Regions from separate parts of the Mus musculus genome. Here regions 2 and 3 are each linked to region 1. The links are chromatin loops, found by intact Hi-C in ENCODE. Cell type or tissue: left cerebral cortex. All regions are shown on one strand.

Region 1 (2,500 bases):
TGGGGCATATAAAGTTTGCAAGTCCAATGGGCCTCTCTTTGCAGTGATGGCCGACTAGGCCATCTTTTGATACATATGAGACAGGGTTTCTTGTGTAGCCCTGGCTGTCCTGGAACTCACTCTGTAGACCAGACTGGCCTCAAACTCAGAAATCGCCTGCCTCTGCCTCCCAAGTACCAGAATTAAAGGCGTGTGCCACCAACTAAGGCTACAAAGTAAAATCAATCCTATTTCCAAAAAAGGTGGTTACAATCAGTTGAATGCTTAAAATTAAATATATATATATATATATATATATATATATATATATATATAATAAATTTTGGTGACAGGACCCAAATCTAAAAAGCAGCCCCATTTCTCTTCTACCCTGAAAGTTATTTTCTAAAAAAGCAACATTCCCAGACCCAATATTTGACAGCAACCCCTTTAACGAAACCAAATGTGGAATTTTCAGTTTGCTGTGATTGTTCCTCAAAGACCCAAATTTTTGGTTAGGGGTACTCAGCCATAAATATAATGTATTGGGATATTTTCCCCTCCAAAGAGAGAAAACCAGCCAGCATTAGACTGAAGAAATAGGTTAGAGCTATGGTTCTCAGCTTTCCTAATGCTGTGACCCATATGTTCCACCTCAACCATAAAGTGGTTCCATTGTTACTTAATAACTAGTTTTGCTTCTGTTATGAATTGTAATGTAAATATCAGATATTAAGATATGTGGCCCAAGTGAAGGGTCCCAAAGCCAATTAACTTATTTTAAACCAATGACTATTGTTTGATAGTGTTAGGAGAGCACTGTGAAACCGTTCTTTAAGTCCCAAAGGGTTGAGACAACCATAGGTTACTCACTCTGTAGACCAGGCTGGCCTCGAACTCAGAAACCGCCTGCCTCTGCCTCCCAAGTGCTGGGATTAAAGGCGTGTGCCACCACGCCCGGCCCTAAAATTATTTTTAAAGTGTCATCCAACTCCCTAAGTGAGCCATTCTGCTTGAAAGGTCAAGATTTTTGTCCCTTTTTAGTAGTAAAACTGGTCATTATTTGTGATACAAGCTTAAAACAGCTCATAACCTGGATTATTTTTATTTCATATAATTGGCCTGAATTAACTTGTTGAGTATGAAATTTAAGAGCTGTCTGCCCAAGGGGCTGGGCATGGTCTTGCATGCACACCTCTAATCCCAGCACTTGGGGGCAGCAGAGTCAGGCCTGGTCTACAGAGTTCCAGGACTATAAAAGAGAAAACTTGTCCCAGAACGCCTCCCTCTCAATAAAGTTCTTTGACTTTAATTTTTACTTCATTGAGTAAGGTTAATAAATCATAGTCTTTGCTTTGTAGGAAGAAATTCAAAAGAAAAGAACCCGCCGTGCAGTCAAATTCCAACGAGCCATCACTGGTGCATCTCTTGCTGATATAATGGCCAAGAGGAATCAGAAACCAGAGGTTAGGAAAGCCCAGCGAGAGCAGGCTATCAGGTAAGGATTGCTCTACGGTCAGCTTTTCAGCTGTGGGTCAGCCTTTACAGAAACCCAGTCTCATCATGGCACTGTTGGTAGAAGCATAATACAAGCATATACTCTAAATTGCTAAACTTAAGTAGTTACTGTACAATTTATTGTGTTTAGGTGACTTGGATAATGGAATTTATCAGCAATTCTTAGGATCTGTTTTTTGTTTGTTTGTTTTGGTGGGGTTCTTTGCCAAGCTCTCCCAGTAAAGCCCTGGTTGTCTTTGGAATTGGGTTGTAACTGCCACGGTTTCACCATCTATATAATCGTAGGCGTGTGCTATCGTTCCTGACTGGATTTTGGATTTTATTTGTAGATAGGGAGAAAGAATTTATGATGATCCCACTTGTCTAAAACTCTAGCTTCATATCAATAAGTTGTGTTCTTAAAGAGTAAAGTGTCTTGCTTAATGTTACTTATATGACACTACAGGGCTGCCAAGGAAGCAAAAAAGGCTAAGCAGGCATCAAAGAAGACAGCAATGGCTGCTGCCAAGGTAACTATGGGGATGTTCTTGGGTTTCTTAAAATAGGAAATTTTATCCTTAAGGCAAGGGTTAGCAAAGTGTGGGTTCAAGTTTCTATTGGAAATGGTTGTAGCTAGTTTCTAGATAGAATGGTTGCATCTCTGGTTTCTATTGAGCTTTAATTTTAGATGTGTTAGAGAGGGGAAATTAAAGCTAGCATTGCCTTTTTTTTAAGTGGGTTTCTTTTTCTGAAATGAGATATAACAGAGGCTGGCTTGGAACCATCAACCAGACTTAAGAACAATCCTGCTGCCTAGCTAGTACTAAGAGTGTGTATCCCTGTGTGCTCGCTCGGCTTGGCTTTTGTGTTTTTAGACATTGTTTTAAGGTAATTGTATTGGTACAACTGCATGATGAGTGAGTGTACCCAGCCTTTTCTAGGAGTTACAAATGTAAAGCCAGAGCTAGGCGGTGGTGACTCACCCACCACTCTTGGGAGCAAAGGAAGGCAGCCAGGGCTACAC
Region 2 (2,500 bases), 110 kb after region 1:
TGCTGTCCCTCTCGTCCGACAGGCTCGTTTAATAGCGTTTTTCTTTTCCAGCCTCCAGCATCTTCCAAAAGTGATTCGAAAGTCAAAGGATTTGAAGCCGGGTTTTTTGTTGTTGTTGTGTTTTTGTTTTTGTTTTTTTATCTCAGCCCATTTTTTGGAATTGTTTTAAGACTTGAAACTCAAGAACCTCTTTTAAGTTTTGTATAAAATTGAGATAGAGCTCCGCCCCGTCGACAAGTTATTGTTATCCATCTCATCTGTTAAGTGCACCTCTTAATTCCTGGAGTCAGCTCCCGTGTGCATAGAAATGCACTGTCTAGTACATAAAACAGTGTCGATGAATTCATTGAGTTGTTTTTGTTTTCTTTTCTTTTTCTGTTTTTGAGAAAAGGTCTCCCTGTGTAACTCAAGATGGGGTCATATTCCTATTCCCCCTGATTACCTCTTCTGAATGGTGGGGTTACAGGCGACCCCCCCCCACTTTTTCCTCTTTCTGTTTTTTTGAGACAGAGTTTCTCTGTGTACTCCTGGCTATCCTGGAACTCAATTTGTAGACCTGGCTGGCCTCCCAACTCAGAGATATGCCTGCTTTTGCCTCCCATGTCCTGGGGTGTTAAAGGCTTGCACCACTACCAACTGAGCTCAACCCATTGTAAACTTTCTCATTATACGGTTTATTTTGGTAGAGTTAGACTCAGCAGTTCCAAATCTATTTAGGTATGCCCGGTGGCAATGTGTCTAAAGCTCTTAAGGCTATGAGCACAGATCTCTGAGGACTCGGTTTGACAGAGTTGAACTCCCAAGATCTCTTCATATGCAATCAATTTTATCAATATTTTTGTCTTTTTTTTTTTTTTTTTGAGGAATGGTCGTCCTCTTGCAGCCTTGGAGCTCAGGGGTCTCCTGCGTCAGACTTTTCCCGTGCTAGGATTTTAGGTGTGTTGCTACCACGCCTAGCCTTTTCCCACTGCGTATTTTAAAGATACTAGCTGTTCTTTGCCTTTGAAATCATATTTATGCAAGACATAAAGGTGTTTTTATATGCATGTCTCTACTGATGAGTTTTTGTTTTAATATTCCTGCTCCCTGGGGTCAAGTAAAATTGACATACTAGAAAAATGCAGTATCTAGTATCATTTGGGAGTTTTTGGATGGAGAACTTCAGGTGTGATCATAATCTCAGTTTAAGATGCACAGTTCCTTCTTAATAAATACGTTCCATCTCAGCTTGGTGCATTTATACGTGTTAGTGTGTTATATTAAGATATTAGCCTTTTCTATCCGTTGGCAGAATCTGTGCCCCTCACCCGGTTATATTCACTTATTATAGTTTATTTGATGGATATGCTTTTTAGAAATATGCTTTTTTGAAGGGCTGGAGAGATGGCTCAGTGGTTAAGAGCACTGACTGCTCATCTGAAGGTCCTGAGTTCAATTCCCAGCAACCACATGGTGGCTCACGACCACCTGTAATGGAATCTGATGCCCTCTTCTGGGGTGTCTGAAAACAGCTACAGTGTACTTTCATATAACAAATAAAGAAATCTTTAAAAACAAAAAACAAACAAAAAAGGAACTTTGAGAGTTAAAAAGTGGTTGGTCTGAAAACACACAGTTATTTATGTTAACTATATCGCTGGGAAAGATCTTTTTGGGTGAATTTTGAGATTAAGACCCCGGATTCATAAAAATTGTTGGTGTTCGTGTAGAGAATTTTTTTTTTTTCATGACTCTCCTTTGGAAATGGCCTTTCTGCAGAGGATGTGTTATCAGAACCATTCAGAAATCTAGTTTTCTAGCTCCCCCCAGTATGCTTCTAGTTGTGTAATATGAACATTAAGGAAATTACTTAATAGTATATTTGACTTTTCACATAGATATTAACAGAAGTATGCTGTCCTGGCACTTGTTCTGCAGAACAGGATGGTCTCACGCTCAGAGATCTGCCCGCCTTTGCCTCCTGGACACTCAGAATAAAGGAGTGCGCCACCATCCCCATCTTCAAATATTTTAGTTTTGATTTATATATTTGATTTTATGTCTATGAGTATTTTTCCTGCATGCACACATGTGAACCATGCATGCTCCTGGTGCTTGTGGTGATCAGGAGAGGACATCAGAGCCTTTGGAACTGGACTATAGTTGTGAGCCGCCATGTTGGTGCTGGCAATCAAACCTATGCCCTGTGCATGAGCAGTTAGTGTACTTAACTGCTGAGCCATGGCTCCTGTCCCTGGAAACAGTTTGTAGCATAGTAATATCACCTCCTTTTAGCATGACCCAGTTGTTTTCTTTTTTTTCTTTTCTTTTTTTTTTTTTTGGTATTTGAGATGGGGTTTCTCTGTGTAGCCCTGGCTGTCCTGGAACTCACTCTGTAGACCAGGCTGGCTTTGGACTCAGAAATCCTCCTGCCTCTGCCTCCCAAATCCTGGGATTAAGGGCGTGCGCCACCACTGTCCGGCCCCGTTGTTTTCTTGACTTTGTTTTAGAGTAAATCTCT
Region 3 (2,500 bases), 150 kb before region 1:
AACGTTTTATTCTGCACAACTTGACCTAGTCCTGATAAACACAGGGATTTTGATGCCTCTACCTTGAATACTTTTTTCAATGTTTATACTTCCGCCGCAAATCCAACTAGCGAACCGTCAAGGGAAGTTTATTTTTAAGGGAGAGAAAGAATGAATGATTAAGTCTAAATTTTCAAGTAACATCTTAACACGTGGGGATAAGGTATACACACACCGATGAAAAGAAACTGACTATGATTAAACATCGTGAGAGGTACAAAGTTCAGTGAACAGCCTAAAAAGAGACTTTCTTGTGGAGAGGGGGAGAAGGGGGAAGTCTTCGCAAAGAATGAGATGAGCCCTAAAGGATGGCCCTAAAGCGTTTGCAGGAAAATCATCTGCCAAGAATTAAGGCCAGGAGTCAGGGAAGAATCCGCAGTGCCTTTTAGGACTGCCAAAGGGAAAATAGCATAAATGTGAAAGGTAACCTGAGCGGAGCACCTACAGGGACCAGCGAAGTTACTAGAACTTTAACGTGAGGGAATCTGAAGCTGGCAGAAATGAAACAGTTTTAGAGAAGATGAGACTGAGGGGAGTCCTAGTGGCCTAAGAAGAAGGAAAAAAAAAGTGACCTAGAAGAAGAGATAGTGGCAAAGAGGTAAGTAGAAATAACTAGATCATTACGTAAGTAAATGGCTCTGCTAGGCAGAATCCACAAATCTAGCATTGCTGACGGGGGTAAGCAGCAGGCAGCCCACAGGTGCTACAGGGCTAGGCAGGTGTGGAGCATGACTAAAAGCACAGCTAAAATTAATATCAATGACGCCTTGCCGTTCGCACAGCTGCTTGTTTTCTGGAAATAAACAAATATGGGGAGGTGAGGGGATTTGATTCCCCTAATTGTTAGCTGTTAGGCTCTTGTTCTGTGCGCAGGCAGCCTTGAGAGAAAAGAACTGTCAAACCACATTCAACACTCCAGAGAGCTACATGGCGGCTGTAGCTTCTAAAACACTACTCCAGCTTCTGAAGATGCAGCCTCAGAGCCACACTTCTCCCCCACCCCCACCCCCACCCAGGAACCCTTCCCACTCCGGCCAGATTGAAGGCCTGTCCCCTGGTGGTAGTCTAGGAGAGACTGCTGCAACTGCTGCAGATGGAACACTGTTGTGATTGGTGTAAATACAGCCCTTCCTTCGCCTGAAGGTCATAGGTGACTAGTACAAACACTTCTTTTCTGGCTTATACTAGAAGCAGACTGCCTGGCCCACGAGGGCCGCTAGCAGACATCCTGCAGTTCTTCCCACCCCCCACTGTTTCAATGGCCCAATTAAGGGCTCTTGAATAAAGTTGCCTCCTTTTCTGTGTGATTAACTTTTAAGTTAGCATACCAAAACCAATGCGTGCCACTGTGGCATTTTTATATGTATTTGTCATTATGATCTGTTCCTTCCCCAACTCATCTCCTTCCCCCACTAGCTGCTCCCTGTCCCCACCAGTTAGATAACCTTCTAGAACACACGTTTTAACCCTCTGCTTCCATCGTCTTCTCTCTACCCTCCTTTCAGATCTTTGTCTCCTCTCTACACACATTCGCAAACTACACACACACACCACACACACGTGAACTGTCACAGTGATTAAAACCCTCATTTGTCTAACGTGGGTCTGACGCTGTTCTAAAGATAAAGATGAGACGACTTGTGGCCTTTTAGGCTCAGATGCACACCGTCTGCATCTAAGGACAATGGAAAAGATGAAAATAATGTATCCTAGAACTCTGTGACTCGTGGAAAGGAGAAATCTCTTCCAAAGTGACCTGAAGACACCCTGGCAGTACAGGTGTTAATAATTTACTTTATTGTGTTTCATACGGCTGAACAGTTTGAACTGTTTTATGGTACAGGTAATGTTGTAACACCATTGTCAGAGCTCTAAAAATGGAACAGAATTCTTTAAGTGTAAATGTAATGAACTTTCTTAATACCGTAAATAGTTTAGAACAGCATTTCCTATTTGAAATGGAGACACCAGTATCTAAGAGGGTGAGCTACTATACTGTATTGGCAGAAGTAAGCAGGCAAGAAGGCAGGAATGGCTGCTCATTGATTTGCTGACAGGAAGGGGAGGGAAATGGGGGGGGGGGGGATGACTGCACTGCCACTTTCAAATGACCGGGCACCTCAGCAAGCAGCTCTTGTGAAGAATTCTGCTTCCACCTGAGAGGACAGTTCTACAGACTGCTCCTGCTACTTGGTCTCCCTCGCCTGATATCAGTCCAGCAGATTACAGGAGTGTGTAACTACAGATGCAGCTGGCGTTGAGACATCTGAAATGTACACTCACCGTTTTGAATCTTAACTTAAGGCTAGGGGAACAAAATCGTATGTTTCACTCAAGGACGTCTTAGACAGAATCATGATTCTAAATTTTATTCATACTGATCCCTGAAATATTACATTAATATCACATTAATTTTCTGTGTGAAGAGACATACATAGATGTTTGTGCAGTACCTTGAGGT

Evidence for each region. A loop is a pair of places that touch in the nucleus more often than their neighbours do. Peaks named below come from ENCODE experiments on the same cell type or tissue, not always from the same donor. Only the 100,000 strongest peaks of a DNase experiment are listed, where the experiment ranks them.
Region 2: a loop joins it to region 1, with 4 times the contacts of the local background. A loop is called at or near these places in 24 of 42 quality-filtered maps.
Region 3: a loop joins it to region 1, with 5 times the contacts of the local background. A loop is called at or near these places in 2 of 42 quality-filtered maps.

Annotation. Positions count from the first base shown.
Region 1 is chr16:55,968,170-55,970,669 of GRCm38, forward strand. Rpl24 (ribosomal protein L24) reads left to right here. Exons shown (of 6, transcript NM_024218.4): 4 at 1,341-1,477; 5 at 1,943-2,006. Among named protein-coding and RNA genes, the nearest start is that of Rpl24, 3.1 kb to the left of the region's middle. In left cerebral cortex, a CTCF peak has its summit at 1,180; a DNase peak (open chromatin) is centred at 1,166.
Region 2 is chr16:56,076,092-56,078,591 of GRCm38, forward strand. The region is part of intron 1 of Senp7 (SUMO1/sentrin specific peptidase 7); the gene reads left to right. Among named protein-coding and RNA genes, the nearest start is that of Senp7, 1.9 kb to the left of the region's middle. In left cerebral cortex, a CTCF peak has its summit at 1,480 (motif pointing left); no DNase peak of the experiment used is centred here; H3K4me3 peaks cover 816 bases; H3K27ac peaks cover 335 bases.
Region 3 is chr16:55,822,853-55,825,352 of GRCm38, forward strand. It overlaps a transcript of Nfkbiz not described here. Among named protein-coding and RNA genes, the nearest start is that of Nfkbiz, 2.0 kb to the left of the region's middle. In left cerebral cortex, a CTCF peak has its summit at 1,108; no DNase peak of the experiment used is centred here; H3K4me3 peaks cover 5 bases.